Linked DNA regions of Mus musculus: region 1 is linked to region 2. The links are chromatin loops, found by intact Hi-C in ENCODE. Cell type or tissue: heart. All regions are shown on one strand. Each heading gives the region's core, and the rest is flanking DNA. Links, peaks and the distances in the headings are about the cores only. Region 1 overlaps Tmem120b (transmembrane protein 120B). Region 2 overlaps Setd1b (SET domain containing 1B).

Region 1 (11,591 bases), core at 2,355-10,354, 54 kb after region 2:
GGTGCTTATCGGAGGTCAGAAGAGGGAATCAGGTTCTCTGGAGCTACAGATGACTGAGCCACGTGAGGCCTGGGTACAGAACTTGGGTTCTCTTTGCGAGTGGGGAATACTTTTTAAGTAAGTACACTGTAGCTGTCTTCAGACACTTTTTCTTCTCGATCCAGCCCCAGAAGACTCCAGAAGAGGGCATCAGATCTCATTACAGATCTCATCATGTGGTTGCTGGGATTTGAACTCACGACCTTCCGAAGAGCAGTCAGCGCTTTTGACCGCTGAACCACCTCTTCTGTCCCTGGCACACACCTTTAATCCCAGCACTCAGGAGGCAGAGGCAGGCAGATCTCTATGAGTTGGAGGCCAGTTTAATCTAAATAGTTAGACCTAGGACAACCAAGACTATATGAGATCTTGTCTTTAAAAAAAAAAAAAAAAAAGAAATCAATCAATCAATCAATCAATCAATCACTGGTAGTTTGGAGAGGATGGCATGGGAGCAGGGCCACTAACAAGCAATACACAGATCCAAGCTGTCCATGAGGCTCTCTGCAATGACAGCCACCAGCCTGGAGTGACAATTATTTGAAAGGTAGCCAGCTAGTACACTCAAGGACCTCAAGGTTTTCTTGTTAACTGGTGACATTCAGATAGTCACATAGGCTGGAAGCTGCCCTGTGGGATACACAGGCTTAGAAGGACATTGACAGAGGTCTGAAGAGAAGACTTTTTGGGTCCTATATGGGATAACATCCTGAGTCAGGGCCTCACTGTCCCACAAAGGGTCTCCTGGTTGTAGTGAGGAGGGAGACTGCAGTGGAGGCCACTTCTCCTGTCTTGAAGGGTCTTGGGCAAAAGTACAGCATATGTCATTTTCCTGGCTCAGCTGTCACGTGACGACATGATGGCCCATGTATACTTAGATAAATTACACATTAGAGGGATTCTGGCTGGTGGCACCCCACAGGGCAGCTTTTATTGTCCATGTCCCACATTGGGTGGGCTGGTATGTGCCAGCACTTGGAAGTTGGAGGCAGATGGGTCTGGAGTTCTAGACCAGCCTGGAATATGTGAAACATATCTCAAAAAACCAAACAAACAGGGCTGGCAAGATGGCTCAGTGGGTAAGAGCACTGACTGCTCTTCCAAAGGTCCTGAGTTCAAATCCCAGCAACCACTTGGTGGCTCACAACTACCCACAATGAGACCTGATACCCTCTTCTGGTGTGTGTGAAGTCAGCTACAGTGTACTTATGTATAATAATAAATAAATCTTTAAAAAACCAACCAACCAAACAAACAAACAAAAAAACAAAGCTAGGCAGTGGTGGCCCACACCCAGCGCTCAGGAGGCAGAGGTAGATAGATCTGTGTGTTTGAGGCCAGCCAGAGCAAGCGAGTTTGAGGAGAGCCAGGACTACACAAAAGAAACCTGCATGAAATCCCTAAAATACACACATGTGTGCACGCATGCACGCATGCACGGGTGGCACATGCCTTTAATCCCAGCACTTCAGGGACAGAGGGAAGAGTTAGAGGCCAGCCAAAGCGTACATAGTGAGACCATTTTAAAAAACAACAATAAAAACAAACAAAAAACCCACAAAGGGCTGGAGAGATGGCTCAGTGGTTAAGAGCACTTGCTGCTCCTCCAGAGAACCTGGGTTCAATTCCCAGCACCCACACGACAGCTCGCACCTGTCACTCCAATCCAGGGGATCTGATGCCCTCTTCTGGCCTCTGCTGGCACTGCATGTACGTGATGCATAGACATACATTTAAGCAAAACACTCATTCACACACAAAAGCAGCCAGTGTTTTTAACAGCTGAGCCATTTTACCAGTCCTATAAAAAATTTTTTAAATTAGTTAATTAAAAATTATTTTTTGTCATCTGAAGACAGGGTTTCTTTGTGTAGTCCTGGCTGTTTTGGAACTAGCTCTGTAGACCAGGCTGCCCTCCAACTCACAGAGATCCACCTGTCTCTGCTTCCTGAGTGCTGGGACTAAAGTCTTGCACCAACTACCACCTGCTTTCATACATACGAAATAAATCAACTTTAAAAGTTAGGTGCTAGCCGGCCGTGATGGCGCAGGCCTTTAATCCCAGCACTTGGGAGGAAGAGGCAGGCAAATTTTCTGAGTTCAAGGCCAGCCTGGTCTACAAAGTGAGTTCCTTTCTGAGTTCAATTCCCAGCAACCACATGGTGGCTCACAACCACCTGTAATGGGATTTGGTGCTCTCTTCTGGTGTCTGAAGACAGCTACAGTGCACCCGTATAAATAATTTTTTTTTTTTAAAAATTGTTTAGATTTCTATGTATCAGTGTTTTGGCTGCACATATGTGTCTAGTAGCCCCCCACCTCCCACCCCCGCCCCAGATGTCAGAATAGGGCTTCAGATCCCCTGAAACTTGAGTAATGTGAGCCACCATGTGGTTGCTAAGAACAGAACCTGGGTCCTCTAGAAGAGCAGCCAGTGCTCTTAACTGCTGAGCCATTCTTCAGCCCCAATAAATCAATTAAAACAATACAAAAGAGAGTGAATGGAAACTGAGTCACTAGGGTAAAGGTTAACAACTGAATTGTCACTCAGATCTGGTGGAGGGGGACAATCAGGTTTCTACACTACAGAGGTGAGTGTAAAAAACAAACATCGAAGCCGGGCGTGGTGGCACATGCCTTTAATCCCAGCACACGGGAGGCAGAGGCAGGCGGATTTTTGAGTTCATGGCCAGCATGATCTACAAAGTGAGTTCCAGGACAGCCAGGGCTACACAAAGAAACCTTGTCTCGAAAAAAAACCAATGGGGTGGGGGTGGGGGACGAACATGGAAGCTCAGAAGAGTTTCCCTGTGTTCTCCCTGTCTTCTCTCTGAGAGCTTACAACTGTTAACAAGAGAAGTTTCCTTCCAGCTAGGCATGATGGTACACCCAACGCACAGAAGGCAGAGGCAGGCAAATTGACTGGGCGTTTGAGGCTAGCTTCTAGGTTCTGATTGGACTGGGGCTGTGGAGGGCTATGTTTGGGACCAGCGTCCTATGTTTCCCCCAGTGGGTATCAGCTGACTGCCCTGTGAGACGGGGTTATAAAAGTGCCTGTTCCAACCTCATTAGCATTTGCAAGGATGGGCAAGAGGAATCCAGACAGCTGTCCCAGAACCAAGGAGGAGGATGTAGCTCAACACTTGCTTCGGGACCTTGGGGATATCAAAATGGCAAAGACCCCGGATCTGAGTCTCAGACTTGGCAGGCAAGGGAACATATCCACCTTTGGCAGAATGGCTGCAGTTCACAGCTATTCTCTCTATTGACCACATACAATCTATCTCCCTTTCCCTGTCCCACCCATTCTATAAAGGAGGAAACTAGCCCCGCCCCTCCCCCAGGTCATCCCACTATCAAAGCCCAGACAGGGACCCCAGGCAGCCAGGGATTCATGCCTCTGACACTCCTTGCCCCCTGATTTCAGGGCAGGAAGACTACGATAGGCTGCGGCCCTTGTCCTACCAGAACACACACCTCGTCCTCATCTGCTACGATGTCATGAACCCCACCAGTTACGACAACGTCCTCATCAAGGTACTGTCCTGCCTGCCGGAGACAGGGCTCAGTTCCAGAGTGCTCCCTGCCCTGATAACCCTGCCTTCTCCCCTCCTCAGTGGTTCCCCGAAGTCACACATTTCTGCCGAGGGATCCCCACGGTGCTCATCGGCTGCAAGACAGACCTGAGGAAGGACAAGGAGCAGTTGCGGAAACTCCGGGCAGCTCAGCTGGAGCCTATTACCTACACACAGGTGGGTCAGGGGTCCAGCGATCCCTGAACAGCCATAGCCCAGGTTCGCGATCCCCGAACAGCCACAGCCCGGGTCCGCGATCCCCAAAGAGCCATAGCCCAAGTCCGCGATCCTCGAACATCTATAGCCCAGGTTCGCGATCCCCGAACAGCCACAGCCGGAAACCACCTAGGTCGTTCTCTTAACTGGAGTGTCTTACCAGGCTTTGGGGGGAGCTGAAGCAAACAAGGGTTAAATACTGTGCATGGTGGCACCCAGCCTTAACCCCAGCCCTCCGCCTGGTTGACAAAGTGAGTTCCAGGGCTACACAGTGAGGCCCTGTCTCACATCAAAGACAGATACTCATGATAGTATAGCCAAGATTTTTACATCACCAGCACACTCAAGTCGCCACGATTGCACCAACAGGAACATGAGTGGCAGCTAGCCCTCTATGCCTCCTCAGAATTCCGCGCCCCTCTCTGCTGAAAGCTGGGGAGAAAAGGGAACAGGTGGGGCCATCGAGTGGGCTTCTTGCATCCAGCCATGTGAACACCAAACTGGCCAGTGCTGGAACAGAGATGGGTTCCCACCAACTCTGGAGAGCCTCCAGAGTGAGCCCCAAACTTTTAAGACTCTGGGGGGGTCAGGAGACCCCAGAAACCACCACCCCTGCCCACCTAATTAACACTGCCTCTTCCCCCCACCCCCTCTGACCCCAGGGCCTGAATGCCTGTGAACAGATGCGAGGTGCACTCTATCTGGAATGTTCTGCCAAGTTTCGGGAGAATGTGGAAGATGTCTTCAGGGAAGCCGCCAAGGTGGCCCTCAGCGCCCTGAAGAAAGCGCAGAGACAGAAAAAACACAGGATCTGCCTGCTGCTGTGACCCTGGGGACAGAGGGCCTGACTGGAACTATTACAGCCAGGGACCCAGGCCCAGTGGGTCTTACAGTGTCTGGCATCTGGGGACTCTCAGAACATTCTGGAATGGCCCCTTTGGGTTCAGGCTGTAGTGCACTAGTGAATGAGGGTGCCAGACCCACCAATGTTCCTCTACTTCATGACTGGCACTTGTCCCAGGCCACAGGAGGGTCCTTGTCACAGCTCCTCTGCCCCCAGCCATGCGTGTCTCTCCCTTTCCAAACCAATTTATGCCTGAAACTCAGAACTGGCACCGGGGAATTGTGGGTAAGCATGGGTACACAACGCTGTTCACGAGAGTCCCAAGCCCACTGTTTCTGTCACAGTCTCCCTGAGCTCCTGAGATAGGCTCGGCTACATCCTCCAGCCCCTTCCTGCTTCCCTTCAGGAACCTGGGGACCACAGCCTATCAGGAGAACACAGGCATCAAGCCGGACGTGGGTCTGGCACCAGCTTCTCCCTTCCTACCACACCGAGGACTTCTGTCTCGGGCTTGGTCACAGCCTGAGATGCATGTTCAGAGTGAGAAGAAACAATCTCTCAAAATGTCAAAATATACTCGGGCCAGCCAGGCCACTCATCTGACCCCTGCTCCAGGTCTGACCTCCAACTCCCCAGCCGACTACTGGAAACTCCTGATGGTTGGGTTCATCCCACCATTGGGGACCTCAGACAAATGGGCTCTCCCTAGACTATGGCCCACCTGAAAATGGGTCATTAGTCAGTCAAGCTCCTCACTGGTCCACTCAGTTTCTGCTTCTACTGGATGTGGAGCTCAGGAGTAGCCTACCTCTGCCTCATTCCAGAACTGACATGGCCACCCCTGTCCACGCTGGACAATTTCTCAGAACTAGCCTGCTGACTATCTCCAACAGCCAAAGTCTTGAGTCCTGGCACTCCTCCTGGACGTCACAACTGTTCAATACCTACGTGGTATACCAGGTAGGTTTAGCGCCTCCAAGATGAAGGCACAGTCCGAGAAGAAACCATGGCCTTGGCTGGCCCCTGCCCCAGCACCACTTGACTTGGTCCCCTTCCCCAAATGCTCCAAGCCCCTGCTGTCCCCTGCGGAGCCAAACAAGGACCTCTTGTTCTCTCAGAACCCAAGGCCTTGTGAACAGATCGTGGGATACAGCAGCAGTCAGCAACCCACAGCCTGTGGGCCACATGTGGCCGGCTGCCTGGTTTTGTAAATAAAGTTTTATTGAATAGCCACCATCATGTAATGGCACTTTTTGCTCTACAAGTGCAAGCTGAAGCTGCCACAGGACTAGTCCACAAAGCCTAAGATACTCATCTTCTGGGCTTTAAGGGGAGGCGATCCCAGGTGCCTGCAAAGGATAGGCCAGGTGATCTGGGGACAGGAGACCAAGGGCAGAAATAGGGCAGGCATGAAGGGAGGGGCGGGCTGCGGCAAACAGGGGCAGGTAAATGCTCTTGACCTCTGGGAATGTTGCCAGGCCTTCCCAGTTTTTGCAAGGTAAACAGAAATCTGGATTATGTCGAATCTCACCATGGAGGAGGCGAGTTCTCATTTTTATCACATAACTAAAGAATTTTAAAGTAAGTCCTGTGAGGACCAAATGAAACGTGTCTGAGGCGGCCAGCCGTGACATTGGGTCTGAGCAGGCTGGGCAGGGACAGAACACTCAAACTGGACCTGTTTGCCCCTCCACTCTTGCTGCTTCCTGGACCTCACAGGGTCACACCCTGGGCTGAGCCCACTTAGACCCTTCCACTCCTCCCCTTCCCGTACAAAAAAGAACCTCTGAGATGAAGAGAGGAAGGGAATGGGTGACCTCCGAATGGCTGAAGTTCCAGTCACAAGGAGGGCCTGGCTCCTATGCCAAGGACTCTCAGCAAGTCTATGAAGGTGGCTGGAGGGTTCAGGCACCCAAGAGTCCGCCAGAACTCCAACAACCCAGAGGCTGGGCGCCCTCTGGTGGAGGCCGTCCGCGTCCTTAACACCCTGCCACATGGAGGTCCCAAGGAGGCTGCATCTCTTTCCCCCAGTGGCCAGCAGGCCTGCGGTTCCGGAGACCAAGGCAAGAGACAACACAGGTAGGTTCTCTGAGAACTTAAATATTTGTCCACCGCAGAAGGTGGGGCTGTGGGAGGCTTACAGAAGAGGTGGTGGCCCAGGACAGGGGAGGCTCCACAGGATGCTCAAAGTTTCATTCCTCCCGGTGCCTGGGACACAGTAAAGTAGCAGGTCGGCTAAAGCCAACTCGAGTGAGGCACATCTAAACCCCAGTGAGGGATTCAAATGATAGGAGTAGGAAGAGAGGGGTTCCCTGAGGCTTCTGGCCCCTCCCTGAAAGACAGACACAGGCCTGCCCACGGCCATTACACAGAGCTCCAGGGAAGGCAGGCCTCGGATTCCAGGGAAGCAGGGAAGACCCGATATTAAATATGTTATAAATAGGGAGCTGGGACAGGTTAATACTGCGCGCGCAGGTGGCCTTCACATTCCTCATGTCCGCCGGGGACCGGGGCCTTGGCCCTGCTCCCGGTGATGCTGCTGGCCCCTGAGATGTTGCTGCCCATGGCTACCACTGACCGGCAGCCAGGGTGCTGACTGGAACGCCCAGCAGTCTTAGGTCCCAAGGCCCCCAGGTGGCACAAGGGTCCGGAGGTTCATGGCTGCTTTGTCTTGTTTCTGTTCTTGTGGAGTTTGGCATGGACAACTTTGAGCGTGGTCAGAAAATTGCCCAGGAAGAGGATGAGGAAGGTGAGAGCCAGCACGAATACCTGGTCCATCCAGAGGGCAGCATCCCAAGATGCCCAGGGCAGGGGAGGAAGGAGGAGAAGTCAGTTCCTCTGGGGAAAGAACCCTCCACGAGAGCCTCAACCCCAGACTCTCGGGCAAGCTACAAGAGTGGTCGAGCAAATGGTGGCAACAGGTGAATGAGGTGGGCCCCCAATCAGGTAGGGCTCTAGAAGAGGGTTTGATGGGATGACCCTTCATTCAGAGACACTGGGGGACCCCCTTGCACTATTGAACCCCTTCCCAGTTGACTAGAACTCAACAGAGTTCTCCCGGGGCAGCCCAGCTGCTCCCTCCCTGCTCCCTCTGGCCAGGCAGGCAGACAGACACATGGTGGGAGGGAGGGAGGCACGATACCTGCCATTCTTTGCATTCCTCATGGGTGGAGAGCTCAAACAGGGTGACGGCATTGTAGAGCTGCCAGAACTGAAGACAGGGAGACAGGCGCCCCTCACCCGTCAGTTCCCCTGCAGGTCCATGCGGAAAAGCCGGGGAGATGGACCAGGCCCGCCCCCCACCCCCCCAGCATCCCAGACCCAAGACATGGACATGCCTATCCCGTGGAACCACAAGTGTCTCGGACACGGCAGGTCCCAGATCCTGAGGAAAGGGGGTCCCGGGGGCTACCTGAGGCTTCCTGCCTCTCCTTCAGGGAGAATGGCCCATCCTGTGCCGTGACCACAAGCAGCGGGGAAGCCCTCAGCCCCCCCCCCCCCAGGAAGCTGTGGGGTTCGGGCATTTAATGTGTCATCATGGGGAGCCAGGTTTGGGTGATATCTGCATGGATGGGTACCTCGTCCCAGATACTGGAGACAGACACCTTATGAGGGAAGGGAGCCCCAAAGATCTCCTGTTCCCAGGGGTCATCCCTGACAGTGGTACCCACAAACAGAAGGACTCACATGGCCACAGAAGAGGAAAGGCAGGAGGAAGGTGAGGCCCCGCCACATCCAGGATTGGAACCCTTCTGTAGGAAAGAAGAGAGTACGTGTGTGTGTGTGTGTGTGTGTGTGTGTGTGTGTGTGTGTGTGGTGTACACGCACACGCCTGTTTAAAAAACCATATACGGTCTGGTCTCTCTGCTGCCCAAGCTGACCTCAAACTTCTGGGCTCAAGTGATCCTCCCAATTCAGCCAACTGAACTATTGACAGGCCCCACCACACCCGGCCTCACACTGTATCATTGTGTATATTATAAAATTCAGACCAGAAAGATAGGCCTTCTAAAGGGTAGAGTCGAGGCCCAGCACTGAGGGGCCTAGAACGCTGTCGCTACCACACTTGGGGTGGCTGAAACAGTACCCTCCATCAATTATGAGCAGCCAGTGGGTGAAGAATATCAGCTTCTCTCTGCCGCATGGAGGTCTGATGCTGTCCCTCCACTGGAGGGAGGTGGACCGGCATTCCCAAACCCACCCGTTGCCCAGCTACTCACCCACTGTGAGGTCCAGGTGGTTCCTCTCCCCCAGGGCCCGCAGTCTGTAGAGACAGCCCCTCTGGTAATAGTACTGTAGAAACTGAACGCAGCCTGCAGGGGGAGCATAGTACCCGGGCTCAAGGAAAGCATCATACCCTGAAATCCTCTGTCCTTACATGCAGATGGGTGTGGGTGGGCTGGGCAGAGGGGCAGGCCGAGAGCATCCTGGTGACCAGCTTCAACTTTGAATTTTAATAATTTGCCTCAGCTATACATCTATGTGACTGCCTCGATTTTTTAGCAGCTGTGTTCCCCCTGCATGGGGCTGCTTCTTTTCTGTCTTAAGTTGCCCGCTGCACCCAGGATAATCCCCTACAGCTTGCCTTCTGAGAAGCGTATATCGAGTGCCTACTGCCAAGTCCAGAGGTTTCTAATCTGGTCAGTGCTTTGCTGGGTCATTACATGTCTGAGCTGTCTCTGCTCTCAGGGATAAAGCATGGTCGGACCAGAATGGAAGCAAGAGAGCGAGCAGATCTCCGGGAAATCAGGTCCCTCCCACTAAGCTGGATTCCAGCACTCACTCTGAAAAATGGAGAACGCTAAAAACTGATTTCGAAACTTCTGGTAAATTAGTCCATTAGGCCTGGAAAACAAAAGAAAACAAAAAACAAAACAGAATGGGGGACACGCTGTAAAACCAGGCATTCATCCATACCCCAAAAGGAAGAGAGCATTTCTATCCTTTGTCCTCAAGCTGACTGGGCCACACCCATCAATCACCCTTTCTAGAATGAAGGGACATCGTGGTCACTCTCGTTCCCCGTGCTGTTCCCTGTCACCTCTGCCCCAGCCAACAGAAATTACGAACTAGTCCCCAGAAAGCTCCCAGCTGGCTCCGCAGGACCCTGGCAGCCGGGGCCTCCAGCCCAGTTTTCAGTTAACACTTGCTCTCACCACCCGCCAGTCAGTTTTGAGAACCTCCTTCCCCACGTACCAGCCCCTCGCTCTGACTCCAGTGGACAGAGGTCACGGGGAAGACTTACCAAGTCAGCATCACTCCAGACAGGAACGTGGAGACATAATGGTGAGACACCCACCAGCCCTTGATTCTTGGTGAGAAGAGAAAAAGGAAGGAACTCAGATGGAGAGACATGCAGGCAGCTCTCAGCTTCCTAGCCTCCATGAGCAGGGGCTGCCCTGTGGCTGAGAAACGGGCCAAACCATACATCCACTCTTCCTGCACAGGTGCATAAACCCAAACTAACTGCTTGCAGATTAGTCCAGGGACCTGCTCTGGTGTCAGGGAGTTTCTGTGACTTACAGGACACATCCTTATCCATACAGGACCCTCAAGCTCCACCTCTTCATCTCCCCAGCACTGAGATACCCCAAGCCTAGGTAGGGTCTATGCTGGACCGAACTACATCTCAAACTTCTACGTTGCCGTCTCGACCCCCTCATCCTTCCTGCGTGACTGTATCCGGCAAGGTTAAGGGGACGCAAGGCAAAGCATGGAGGATCTTTGACCTAGTGTCTCTCTCTGTAAGAGAGGGTTTTACAGACCAGAGGGAGGGCTGTACAGAGCAAAGGAAGGGAAGGTAGCCATCTGTATGACAGGAAGGAGGCCCAAGCCTCCATCAGCACTGATGATACCTGATGGAGGACGTCCAGCCCCCAGAGCCACAGGAAAGCACTATTTGTTGGTTAAGATGCCCAGTGTGTGTATCTTGGGGCAACAAGAGGTCTTTTGTACACACTGTCCTTAGGCTACCGTTTTCTATCCTTACCAGGCTCTGGGGTCCCAACATGAGTTTCAGATCCAATGTCAATTCCCCCAAAAGCCTTTTCCTGACTACACTGCCTAAAACATTTCTACAACAGGCACTTTATAATCATATAAGTCTAATTGTGCTCTTTCTTTCTTTCTTTCTTTCTTTCTTTCTTTCTTTCTTTCTTTTCTTTCTTTCTTTCTTTCTTTCCTTGTTTCTGTTTTTTAAGATTTATTTATAGCCGGGTGTGGTGGCGCACACCTTTAAGCCCAGCACTTGGGAGGCAGAGGCAGAAGGATTTCTGAGTTCGAGGCCAGCCTGGTCTACAAAATGAGTTCCAGGACAGCCAGGACTATCTATACAGAGAAACCCTGTCTCGAAAACAACAATAACAACAAAAACAAAAAAAAAAAAAACGAAAGAAAGAAAAAAAGATTTATTTATTTATTTCATATATGTGAGTACACTGTCTCTGTCTTTGGACACACCAGAAGAGGGCATCGAATCCTATTACAGATGGCTGTGAGCCACCATGTGGTTGCTGGGAATTGAACTCAGGCCCTCTGGAAGAGCAGCCAGTGCTCTTAACTGCTGAGCCATCTCTCCAGCGCCCCCCCCCCCCAACACACATACTTTTTCTTTCTTTTCTTTTCTTTTTTTTGGTTTTTTCGAGACAGGGTTTCTCTATGTAGCCCTGGCTGTCCTGGAACTCACTCTGTAGACCAGGCTGGCCTAGAACTCAGAAATCCACCTGCCTCTGCCTCCCAAGTGCTGGGATTATAAAGGCGTGTACCACCATGCCCGGATACTTTTTCTTTTCTTTTCTTTTTAAAGATTTATTTATTTATTATATGTAAGTACACTGTAGCTGTCTTCAGACACACCAGAAGAGGGAGTCAGATCTTGTTAAGGATGGTTGTGAGCCACCATGTGGTTGCTGGGATTT
Region 2 (11,591 bases), core at 2,123-10,122:
TGAGTTGGAGGCCAGCCTGGTCTACATAGTGAGATCCTGTCTTGAAAAAAACAAAGAACAAGAACAAGAGACTGTTCATAACAGCTGTTCAGTTAACCACGGCTGATGCACATCAGGGCCTAATACGCCATCTGAGCTACTAGTATAGGTAAAGGGTTCATGGGAACAGAGAGCTTTGGGGGCTAGCCATGTCACCTTCCAACTCCTTCCCTCTTCTAGACCCAGATGTAACCTTGAGATCATTGACCACATTGTAGGCAACCAACCCGACCAAGAAATGCAGTCTGCCTCAGAATGGTGAGTCCCCAGTCTGCCCCTCTCTGCTGCAGAGACAGACTCTCTTGTCTGATCTCCTTGTTTGTTTTTGGTTTGGTTTGGTTTGGCTGTGTGCTTATTATATGGCGGTCATGCACTTCCCACCCCACAGCACATGTTGGGAGGCCAGAGAACCATTGGCAAGAGTTGCTTCTTGGGTCTACCACACGGGTCCTGGGGATGGACCCAGGTCATCAGGTTTGGTGGCAAGCACCTCTCTCCACCTAATGCCCTCACCAGCCACCGCCACCCCCACCCCCATCTCCCCAGCTCTTAAACTGAAGAGGAAGATAGGTACAAGGGGTGGGAGGCTAACCTGAGGTTACAGATTCCCTTATTCACTGTGAAACGCTCACCTACCCTCATCAAGGAGTCCTGCAACCTACGCGAGTCAGTTTAGTATTGCACAAGGCCACTGAGAATAAACAGACCTGCTCGTGAGAAAGATACAGTCAAACACACTTGTCTGTCTGTCTATCATATCTATTTATTTATCATATCTATCTATCCCATCTGTCTATCTATTTATCTATCTATCTATCCTATTTATCTATCTATCTGTCTGTCTATCCATCTGTCCATCCTTTGAGACAAGGTTTCCTTGCTGTCCTGGAACTCACTCTGTAGACCAGGCTGACTTCGAACTCACAGAAATCTGCCTGCCTCTGCCTCCCAAGTACTGGGACTAAAAGTGTGCACTGCCACACCTGTCACCCTAATGAGGTTTTATAGCAAATCCCCTGAGAGCAAACCTAATCCCCGAGAAGACTCATGAGAATTACCCAACGATTGAGAACTAACCCACTCGCACCCGGCAAAGCCCACTCCTTGCACCACATTAACCTTGTTAACCTGGGACATGAACTTGGCACAGCAGAGCCAGCTACAAAAGCGGTCTACCACTGAGCTAAAGCCCAGCCTTTTGGGGGAGAGGGGAATCCTAGCTTTTCAAAATATCACAGTGGCATTTAAAAAGAGCTCAGGAGCACATTTGAGTTAGAATCACAGCGACATCGCCCTCATCTAAATCAGAAGCAAACACCCGACTGTCGCACGAAGCATCGGGTTGCAACCTACATTTTGTTACAAAACACTTCCCTTCCGCTTAAAATCGTCAAAAGTACAAATCTGTGGTGTGCATGATGTCACTTTTTTGAGGATCCTGTGTAACGGGTGTATGCTCAATGGTGGAGATGGGAAGAGGGTGGGAAGGTCTCCGCAGGCACTCAGGGGGTGTGCCCCTGGCCACTCTGCAGGTACCTGAAAAACCTGCAGTTCCACCGGTTCTGGTCCGTGGACGACACGCAGGTGCACACGGAGTACAGCTCTCTGCGCTCCATTGTGGTGACCAACTACGAGGAATCCATCAAAATGCCCATCAACGAGCCAGCTCCGGGCAGGAAGAAGTCTCAGATCCAGGTGGGGTAGGAGACAACAACGGGGAGGGAGGCTTGCGGGCTCTGAGAGAGCATAGGTCTGAGCGATCAATGATAAACGGTCAGATGGATAAATGATAGTGGTCTCCTTCTTTGTTTCCCCTCCTCCCAGGAATATGTGGACTATAATGGGGGTGCTGGGGTCCAGCACATCGCTCTCAAGACGGAAGACATCATCACAGCAGTAAGAACCCTGTGTCTGGCCCAAGTGCCCTCTGGTTTATTAGCCGCAGGGACAGTCTCTGCCGATGAGAGTAGCGGGTGGTGGCAGTCCCCCTGGAAGGATGATGGGGCGTCCCTTTCCTCTCCCACAAACTCACACAGTTACCCCCCACCATGCTGGGGAAGCTCATTCTGCAGAACAATCCAGTCCCAAGGGCAAGCAAGCCTGAGGTCTGGTCCAGGCTCCGCTGGTATTTTGCTGTGTGCCCCAGGGAACTCAGTGCCTTCTCTGGGCTTCAGTGAACCTTTCTCTAAAAATAAGATTAGACTACAAGACTACTACGTATGTCCTTTTGGCCAGATTAAACATGCCTTCCCTATGGATGCAGCCTTCAGGAAGGCTAATTCAGTCCTGGTCTGAAAGAGAGACAACGAGTTGGGGCAAAAGCTGGGAAGTGAGAGAGGATGGAGAAGAAGGCTGATCAGGAGGGTGTCGTCTTAGTCAGGGTTTCTATTGCTGTGAAGAAACACGGGGAGCAAAGCAACTAGGAGAGGAAAGGGTTTATTTGGTTTAGGCATCCAATCACTGTTCATCATCAAAGGAAGTCAGGACAGGAACTCAAACAGGGCAGGAACCTGGAGACACAAGTGGATGCAGAGGCCATGGAGGGATGCTGCTTACTGGCTTGCTCTCCCTGGCTTGCTCAGCCTGCTTTTTTCTACACCTCAGGACCTGCAGCCCAGGATGGCATCACCCACAGTGGGCGGGGCCCTCTCCCATCAATCACTAATTATGAAAACACCCTACAGGCTTGCTTACGGTCTCATCTAAGGGAGGTGTTCTCTCGGTTGAGGTTCCCTCTTCTATAATGACTCCAAGCCTGTGTCAAGTTGACCTAAATCTAACGGGGACAGAGGGCCACATGAAAGAGAAGGCATTTGAGGAGAGATATATACATAAATGGGGAGAGTTCCCCAGGCAGAAGGGATGACCACCAAGACAAAGATGAGAAAGCCAGGAAGGTTACAGAGACAGGAAGGGTGTAGCTCAGACAGAGTAAGGGAAAGGGACAGGAAGAAGTGGGAACGGGAGCAAGTGGTCAAGGCCATGGATGGGACCTTAAATTTTGACACTGATGTGTGACATCATCCTGGGCTAGGCAGAGAAGAGGCACACTTGATTTAATGTCACTCCGGCTTCTGTACTGAGACAGACATAGATCGATGCCTGCCTCAGTTTCCCCAGCAGCGCACAGAAAGGCAGGCACACAGTGTACATTCTATAAGTGAGAGCCATCACTAGTAGTCTGTGAAGTAGAGACAAATAGGGAGAAGGTATCCTGACAGAACGTGGATAGGGACTCTGCTACCTCCTGCCCTTGTTGCTCCTCCTGGTGACAGCAGTTGAACAAGCTGACCTTGACCCTGCTGCATGACAGATCCGCCACTTGAGGGAGCGAGGCACGGAGTTCTTGGCCGCCCCATCTTCTTACTACAAACTGCTTCGGGAGAATCTCAAGTCAGCCAAGATCCAGGTGAAAGAGAGCATGGACGTCCTGGAGGTGAGGCTCAGCTCAATGCTTAACTAGAAGAACAAGAACCCCGGGTTCACTGGGCCACACACAGAGTTGGTACCATGCGGAGAGTTACAGCAGACCACTTGAGGCCGCTTTGCAGAGAGGAACAGATAAAGGCTGATGGGTGGCTTTAACTGAAATCTATAGGAGAAGAGAGTAAACTGTGCTAAGGCCCTGAGGCAGGCACAGCCTTCAAGTATGCGAGAGACAGAAAGACGGACACATCTCAAGTGTGACAGAGGCCAGGCAGCTTGTCTGAGGCCAATTTTTTTTTGTTTTTAAAGATTTATTTATTATATGTAAGCACACTGTCGCTGTCTTCAGACACACCAGAAGAGGGCGTCAGATCTCATTACGGATGGTTGTGAGCCACCATGTGGTTGCTGGGAATTGAACTCAGGGCCACTCAGAAGAGCAGTCAGTGCTCTTAACCGCTGAGCCATCTCTCCAGCCCCCAAGGCCAATTATTCTTACAGCTATTTATAATTCTGGCCATTTCTCTTCTTTGGCTAGAAACCATTGGGAGGTTTCTTCATCTCATTTTATCATTTATTTAATTGAGTTTTTGTTTTGTATTTTTGTTTTGTTTTATTTTGTTTGAAGCAGGGTTTCTCTGTGTAGCCCTGGCTGTCCTGGAACTCACTCTGTAGACAGGGCTGGCCTGGAACTCAGAAATCCGCCTGCCTCTGCCTCCCGAGTGCTGGGATTAAAGGCGAATGCTACCACACCTGGCTGTTTTTGTTTTCTTAATTTTTAAATTTTTAATTTTTCTTTCTCTCTTTCTCTCTGTGGTATGTATATGTATGTGCACACATATGAGTCTGAGTGTGTATGTCTGTCTGTCTGCCTGTGGAGGCCCAATGCTGGTGTTCGAAATCATCCTTGATCTTCCAACTTATTCACCGAGGCAGGGTCACCCCCAATCAAACCCAGAGCTTACTGATGTGACCAATCTTGGCTTCCTTCCTTCCTTCCTTCCTTCCTTCCTTCCTTCCTTCCTTCCTTTCTTTCTTCTTAAAATATTTGTGAGTGTGTCTATGTGTGGATGTTTGCACATGCGTGCCAGTGGCCACAGAGGCCAGAGGCATCAGATCCTCTACACTTGGAATTACAGGTGGTTGTAAAAAAGCTGCCTGACGTGGGTGTTGGGAACCAAACTTGGGTCCTCTGGAAGAGTAGCAAGTGTTCTTAACTGCTAGGCCTTCTCTCCAGTGGCCCCTCCCCCATCTCTGCTTTCTGAAGCTAGACTTACAGAGGGGTCACCACAGCAGCCTCACACTTACACGGGGTCCAGGGCTTGGAGCTCTGATCTCACACCTGCTTCAACCACTGAGCCGTCTCCCAGCCTTGGCTTTATTTGGGACAGCTTTTACTAGCACAGAAGCCACGTGGAATACGTTAACTTTTTTAAAATTTGTGAGACAGGGTCTCACTGTATACTCGCCCTGGCTGGCCAGGAATCACTTTGTAGACCAGGCTGGCCTGGGTCAACAAAGTGTACATGAGTGTGTGTCTCTGTGTGTACACAGGCCACGTGCTGGAGGAGGCCAGAGGAGAGTATAGAGCCCCTCCAGCTGTTACAAATGGCTGTGAGCTGCTGGGTGTGTGTGTGTGTGTGTGTGTGTGTGTGTGTGTGTGAACCCACAGTCAAACTCTCTGTGAGAGCAGCAAGTGCTCTTACCCACTGAGCCATTTCTGGAGTGGACGACACGTTTTAACATTCGGAGAAACTCCCGGGCTGTTTTTCCAAACTAGATGCAGCGGGCTTTTTTTTTTTTTACACTCTCCTCAGCAACAAAGAAAAAAGTCCGGGTTTCCACTTACGTGCCATCTAATGGGGGGAGGGGGGCTCTAGGAGAAAGGCCAGACCCTAAGCTGGAATGGCCGTGGGGGTGGGTTAGACTGAGGGCATATTTGGAGAAAGCTGGAGAAAGGAGTCTTTTATTGGCTTTGGTGGTGCAGTAGCCTTTACACTTTCCAAGGCTCCCACAAGGATTCCACAAGGTCCAGTTTACCTTCCTTTAACAGAGCCCACTGTCTCCCTCCCAGGAGCTGCATATCCTAGTCGACTATGACGAGAAAGGCTACCTCCTACAGATCTTCACCAAGCCCATGCAGGACCGGCCCACACTCTTCCTGGAAGTCATTCAACGTCACAACCACCAGGTACGGCTTGCACCCAGAGGATAGCATCAGCTGCCTGCGAAATCTTACCCAGCTCACACGCGCCTTCTCTCAACGCCACAGGGCTTTGGAGCGGGCAACTTCAACTCTCTGTTCAAGGCGTTCGAGGAGGAGCAAGCCCTACGGGGCAACCTCACTGACCTGGAGCCCAATGGTGTGAGGTCTGGAATGTAAGCCCCCATCCACACATGGACCACGCAAAGTGCTGGACACATCAGTCATCTCCAACTGGCTGAAAGGCTGAACCTCAGGGCTCCACCCACGTCATGGCCACGCCCCCTCTATTACAAGAGTCCGCCTTGCCTGAGTCCTCCCTGCTGAGTAAAGCTACCCTCCCAGGTCCAAGTTTGTGTCTTGTGTTTGGGCCCCGCAAGGAGCAGTGGCGTCACTTAGCCGCCAGGGGGAGACCAAGACCGCTAAGCTGACTGAGGCCCCTATGGGGAATGCAGGTGCAGGGTGCAAGAACTTTTACTAAGTGGGACCCTGCCCGTATGATCCATCCTAGAAAGACAAAAACAACAAACTGGGTCCTGCGGTGGGTTGGAGTGTGGCAGCGTTTCATCTGATGGCTTTAAAACCTTTAAAGATGAGCCCTCCTTAATGGCATCACTCGGAACACATGGAAGAGGTCAAAGGACTTTAGGGTTGGTGTCCTTCCTCAGCAATCTCAAGGCATTGTTGTTCCTGGTGTGTATGATAGAGCCCAGACCCGAGTGGTTCTGAGCCTCTCCTGCCCTGCATCCTGAGTGTGGCAATCACCAGTCCCCCTAACCCCCAAACCTCACAGCTGCGTTTCCTCACGCCTTGTGCATACTTGCTTGAAAAACAAAACAAAACAACAAAAACATAAGGCAACCGGGAAGAGTGTTAATGGCCAGAGACTGAGCATACCTTACCACCCAAGAGGGTCTATCATCATCAGCACCAGGGACAGAGCGGGGCTTTGCTCCCTTTTCCTTTTGTTTTAATCTAACACTCTTCCCTGAGCCGCAGTCAATTTAAAGTTAGGCTCACTTTATTTTTGAGATTGGGGGTGGGGTGGGGTGAGGGCTAAGTGTGTTGCCCAGGCTGGCCTTGCTATGTAGATCAGGCTAACCTGTAACTCTAGTTCGGCTTGCCTCTGTCTCCATCTCCCAGAGGGCTGGGACTCAAAGGTGTTTGGTATCACGCCATGGCAAAACTAGGCACACTTTGATCTCTGTAAGGAAAAAAAAATATATATATCCAAAGTGGTATCGGTATCATGGGGGAGAATCCAGATGGTTTCTATTCTGGTTTGTTTTGTTTTGTTTCCAAATAGAGGAAAAGTCAGGGCTTCAAAGATCATGAACTAAGAAACCGGGGAAATAAGCTAGGTAGGGTGGTGCATGCTTGGGATCTCAGCACTCCAGAGGATGAGGCAGGAGGATCAGATGTTTGAAGACAGTCTCTGTGACGTGCTGAGATTCAAAACAAAACAAAACAAAAACAAAGAATGTGGGAGAAAATGAAGCAGATCAGGCTGCAGCCGATGCAAAAACACCTCCCTATTTCCATGACTCATGCAAAAACATTTCTCTAACCTAGAAGGTTGCAGCCCGCAGCTTGTGGGCCACATCTGGACATATTTTGTCTGTATGACTTTAAACCAGAGAGTCAGTATTTGTTGTTGTTGTTGTTTTGGTTTTGGTTGTTTTGAGACAGCCGTGAAGCCCCGGTTGGCCAGTTCAGAACGCTCTATGTAGACCAGGCAGCTCAGTAGCTAAATCCCACTGGATCCCGCCTTGCGGATGCTAGAGTTACACGCATGTGCCGTCATGCTGTACTTGAGCTAGCATTTTAGAGAGCTGAGCCATTTCACAGACACACTTGGGGGTTTTGGTTCTTACAAAGACACCCTTGTCTGTGGCCTTGCCCTTGGTGCTAAGACATGGGCACCTTCGCACACACCTTTCACCCTGCAGTTGTCTGGGCCACATCCCACACCAGCTACCTGCTAGCTAGATGACCCTGGTGACCCTGGCTGGACAGACTGATTACCCTCAGTGCCTGTGGCCACATCTAATGAATGGAGAAAATACGGGTCTCCTAGGAGAGCCTGCTTGCTCTCTCTCTCTCTCTCTCTCTCCTGCTTTCACACCGAACACACTTAAAACATTGGCCATTACTATGTCACATGAATTAGGCTTAAATTTGTAGCCTAGGCTGGCCTTGAAACTCAAAAATCTTCCTGCCTCTTCTGCATCCCCAGGTGCTAGGATCACAGGCACGAATCACCTCGCTTGGCTTTATGCCCAGGTTGGTCTGGGTTTTTAATTTTTATTATTGTGTGTGATGTGGATGGGTAGGCACACACCGCTGTGCATTTTAAGACTAGAGGGTAACTCTCGGGAGCCTGCCCTCCCCTTTTGCTCTGAGAACTAAGCTCAGGTCACATCCAGCTTGACTGTTCTTGATCTAGCTCACTGGCTCTGTCTGTGCCACCGTGCCCAGCCTCGTTCTGGGTTTGTCTTCTCAGAGACACCCCCACCCCCGCCCTGGAGACCAACCCCATTACCCAGAACAGGCCACAGCATACCTGGGGAGGTCAGAAGACAATTTGCAGGAGTCAATTCTCTCCTTCCGACACCTGAGTTCTAGGGAATCACACTCAAGTCAGGAGGTTTGGTGGAACACACCTTTACCCGCTGTCTCATCTTGCCAACTTCCCAGCCTGCTTTGATACTGTTTATCTTGAGGCAGCATCTCACTAAGTTGCTTAGGTTCATAGCTCATGCTTTGAACTTGTGATCTTCCTGCCTCAGCCTCTGGAGTCACTGGAATGACAGGCCTATGACACCTCTGGAGTCACTGGAATGACAGGCCTATGACACCGATTTTTGCTTAATTACAGAGCATCAGCTGCTCCAGATACCTAAGAAAGTGCTTAAGAAAAATTATCTAGAAAAAATTTTTCTCTTAAAAAAACAAAACAAAATAAGCCAGGCATGGTGGCACACGCCTATAATCCCAGCATGTGGGAGGCAGAGGCAGAGGCAGAGGGATTTCTGAGTTCAAGGCTAGCCTGGTCTACATAGCGAGTTCCAGGACAGCCAGGGCTACACAGAGAAACCCTGTCTCGAAAAAAACCAAACCAAGCCAAACCAAACCAACCAAAACTGGTGGGGCGTCTAGCTTGACTATAGTCTGTCTCAGTTCAGAACTCACTGACAGGGTCAGAATTTACAACCAACCTCTAACCCTGAGACTTAGGGCAAAATCAAGTGGAGACCAAATGGGCAGTCTGGCGTGGTAGCTCTTGATTACAGCCCCTGCACTTTAGGAGGCAGAGGCCAGGAGACAGAAATTCTAGGCCAGCCTGGGCTAGGGAATAAAACAATCTCAAAAGCAAACAAACCCCCAATGTTCTGAGTGGTCTAGCTCCCCTTCCCCTCCAGTTCCTGAGCTTGGCCAATCCACCCTCATGACTAGGGTGCACTTTCACCACAGAGAAGGGGCCAGGGGTGGGGGGCTGGGGGGGAGAGCAAGAGAGACGGCGTAGCTGTAAGAAAAGTCAGTATATTTATGGTTTGCTTTATAAAAGTTACTATAATACAATGGTACATAGTATTGAATTCACAAAAGTATGAACAAATATTTACAGCAAGACACACCCACAACGGAAACATTTCTCTTCAAAAACAAGTTACATACAGATGACAGAGTCTATACGCACAGACAACCCTAAAATTTATTGGTTCTCTTCTTTGCAGGGGCAGGGAGAGGGAGGAAAAAAAAAAATCAGAAACCCCTGACCCTTCAAAAGCAAGAGATCTACTCAATGAAAACAAAAGCTTTCAAAGAAAAATGGGCCCACAGATCAGGAGTATTGCATACCCTTCCTGGGATGCTGGGGGTGGGGGTGGAGAAGCCAGGGGCTTGGGGAAGGGTTAGCTCAACACCTCACCCTAAACTCAAGTCAAGGTTAATGCATGCGGATCCCGTGACGGGGCTCAGTGAGGCCCTGCCAGGGACCAAGCAGCCCTTCCCTGGCATCTGGGCATCTTCATCCCTTTGTGATGGGGGTCAGTAGGGAAGATGAAGAAAGCCCCCAGCGAGCCGGCCTGCCCGAGGAACTCAAATTAAGCCATCTCTACACGCTACACATTTCTTCTTGTGAAAAATAAATCTTTTTTTTCTCATTTGCACAATTATGCAGACAACTGCATATGGAAGAGTAGGTGGGCGCTGTGCCCACCAGGTGCCCCTTGTGTCTTAATTGCCAATCGAAATAATCCTCTCAACCTTCAGACGGGCCTGTGGGCACAGTCTCAAACACAGAGGGCCTGTGGGCACAGTCTCAAACACAGAGGGCCTGTGGAAAATTAAAAAAGGGGAAAAAAAAAAAGAGAAAAACCACAACAAAACCACCAACGACAGAGAGAGAGAGAGAGAGAGAGAGAGAGAGAGAGAGAGAGAGAGAAAGAGAGAGAGAGAGAGAGAAAGGGAAAAAACAATTCTTTGTACAGAATTTACATGATAAGAAAGCTTGACACAAGCTGAGGTACCAAGAGGCTCCTGCCACCTGGTCCACGGGTGAGGTCAGTCCCACCCGGAGCACTTCATCTTGGTGAGGACTCTGGGTCACAACAGTCACGGTCCAGAAATATTTACATGTCTGCTTTGCTTTCTGGGGGGTTGGGGGGGTGGATGGGACTTGCTGTTACTGTGTGTGTCTTTTTGTTGTTGTTGGTTTGCTTTTTTTTTTTTTTTTTTTTTTTTTAAGTACAAAGAAATGAGAGAAGGAAAAAAAAAGTCTTCCCACTTGTTTCTACAAGAAACAAAGTTCCCAAGAAAAAAGTAGTCTGTTATGGCAGTCTATCTACAGGGATTGGTTCGGAACGCCAAAATAATAATTTTCTTCCCTTCAGTTTGATTTTATACACGAGAAAAAAAAAAATTCATGGAAATTAACCCTGAAGAGGATGGGGTGGGGTGGGGGCAGGAGCTGTCCAAGATGGAGATCTGAATTTTAATATCATTTCCAAGACCATCTTCCTTTCTCTAGGAGAAACAACCTGCTCGCTATGGAAATAAATACGCCCTGGCCTCCTGGGTGGGGGCCTCCAGCAGGGTGACATGGGTGTGGGGGTTAGGGTAATGGGGCGAAGCTTATCAACAACAAAAAATGTCACATGCGTACGGTCGGACAAACCCGTAATGGCAGGGCTTGGGGGAGGCCCTCAGGGCCCTGGCACCCTCTACACCTGGGCAGGGCCAAGGCTGCCGAGAGTGGAAACACCCTTCCCAGCGCCCCCACCGCACTGGGGACACCCTGGGAGGCTCCATCGTTGCTGGCATCCGAATGAGAAAGTAAACATTGAACCCAAGGATTGGGGGGGTGGGGGGGGGAGTAGGTAGGGCAGCTGGGAGTCCCCAAGGAGGAAGTTCCTGTCTGGGACCAGCTTGGCTCCCCCAGGGTCTACCAAAGGGAAAGGGGCACCCTCAACCACGGGGGGTGGGGGTCAGGGACTGGGGAACAGGCCGGGAGAAACTGTGGGGTCTGCTCGCTGCATCGACGGGCAGGTAGGGGCCTTGCGGGTCTGTAGTGTTCTGAGGTTGAGGCCGCGGGAGGCCCCCTCCTCCTGCAGCACCTAGTCCAAGGTCAGCCTGGACCCTGGGCCCACACCCAGTTTCACTGAGGCCTCCGGATTCCCCACAGGGCTCCACCTCTGATTCTGCCTTCACATTTTCAACGGTTAAAAAAAAATGTCTTTTCTTCGGACAAGGAAGAAAATAAAGAGGAGACACAACACCACAGAGCAGCATTCTCAGGGGTGGGGGAAATGACTGAGGCCAGAGCCAGGGAGGGAAGACAGACGGACGGACGGACAGACGGACGGAGGGAGAATGGAAAGCCAGATACATAAGGATACAAAGCCTGCGTGCGAAGAGCATC

Evidence for each region. A loop is a pair of places that touch in the nucleus more often than their neighbours do. Peaks named below come from ENCODE experiments on the same cell type or tissue, not always from the same donor. Only the 100,000 strongest peaks of a DNase experiment are listed, where the experiment ranks them.
Region 1: a loop joins it to region 2, with 4 times the contacts of the local background. A loop is called at or near these places in 22 of 42 quality-filtered maps.

What each region holds. Positions count from the first base shown.
Region 1 is chr5:123,112,496-123,124,086 of GRCm38, reverse strand. It overlaps Tmem120b (transmembrane protein 120B), which reads right to left. Exons shown (of 12, transcript NM_001039723.2): 7 at 9,920-9,985; 8 at 9,458-9,519; 9 at 8,895-8,987; 10 at 8,362-8,426; 11 at 7,817-7,885; 12 at 6,642-7,443. The coding sequence ends at 7,330. Rhof (ras homolog family member F (in filopodia)) reads left to right here. Exons shown (of 5, transcript NM_175092.3): 3 at 3,467-3,576; 4 at 3,657-3,791; 5 at 4,493-5,907. The coding sequence ends at 4,657. Among named protein-coding and RNA genes, the nearest start is that of Rhof, 14 kb to the left of the region's middle. In heart, for the core only: CTCF peaks have their summits at 6,650 (motif pointing left) and 8,992 (motif pointing right); DNase peaks (open chromatin) are centred at 5,076, 6,636 and 9,826; H3K27ac peaks cover 834 bases.
Region 2 is chr5:123,166,235-123,177,825 of GRCm38, reverse strand. It overlaps Setd1b (SET domain containing 1B), which reads right to left. Exons shown (of 17, transcript NM_001040398.2): 17 at 9,196-11,591. Hpd (4-hydroxyphenylpyruvic acid dioxygenase) reads left to right here. Exons shown (of 14, transcript NM_008277.3): 9 at 220-297; 10 at 1,572-1,734; 11 at 1,864-1,935; 12 at 3,353-3,475; 13 at 5,540-5,656; 14 at 5,738-6,019. The coding sequence ends at 5,848. Among named protein-coding and RNA genes, the nearest start is that of Hpd, 11 kb to the left of the region's middle. In heart, for the core only: no CTCF peak of the experiment used is centred there; a DNase peak (open chromatin) is centred at 5,935; H3K4me3 peaks cover 870 bases.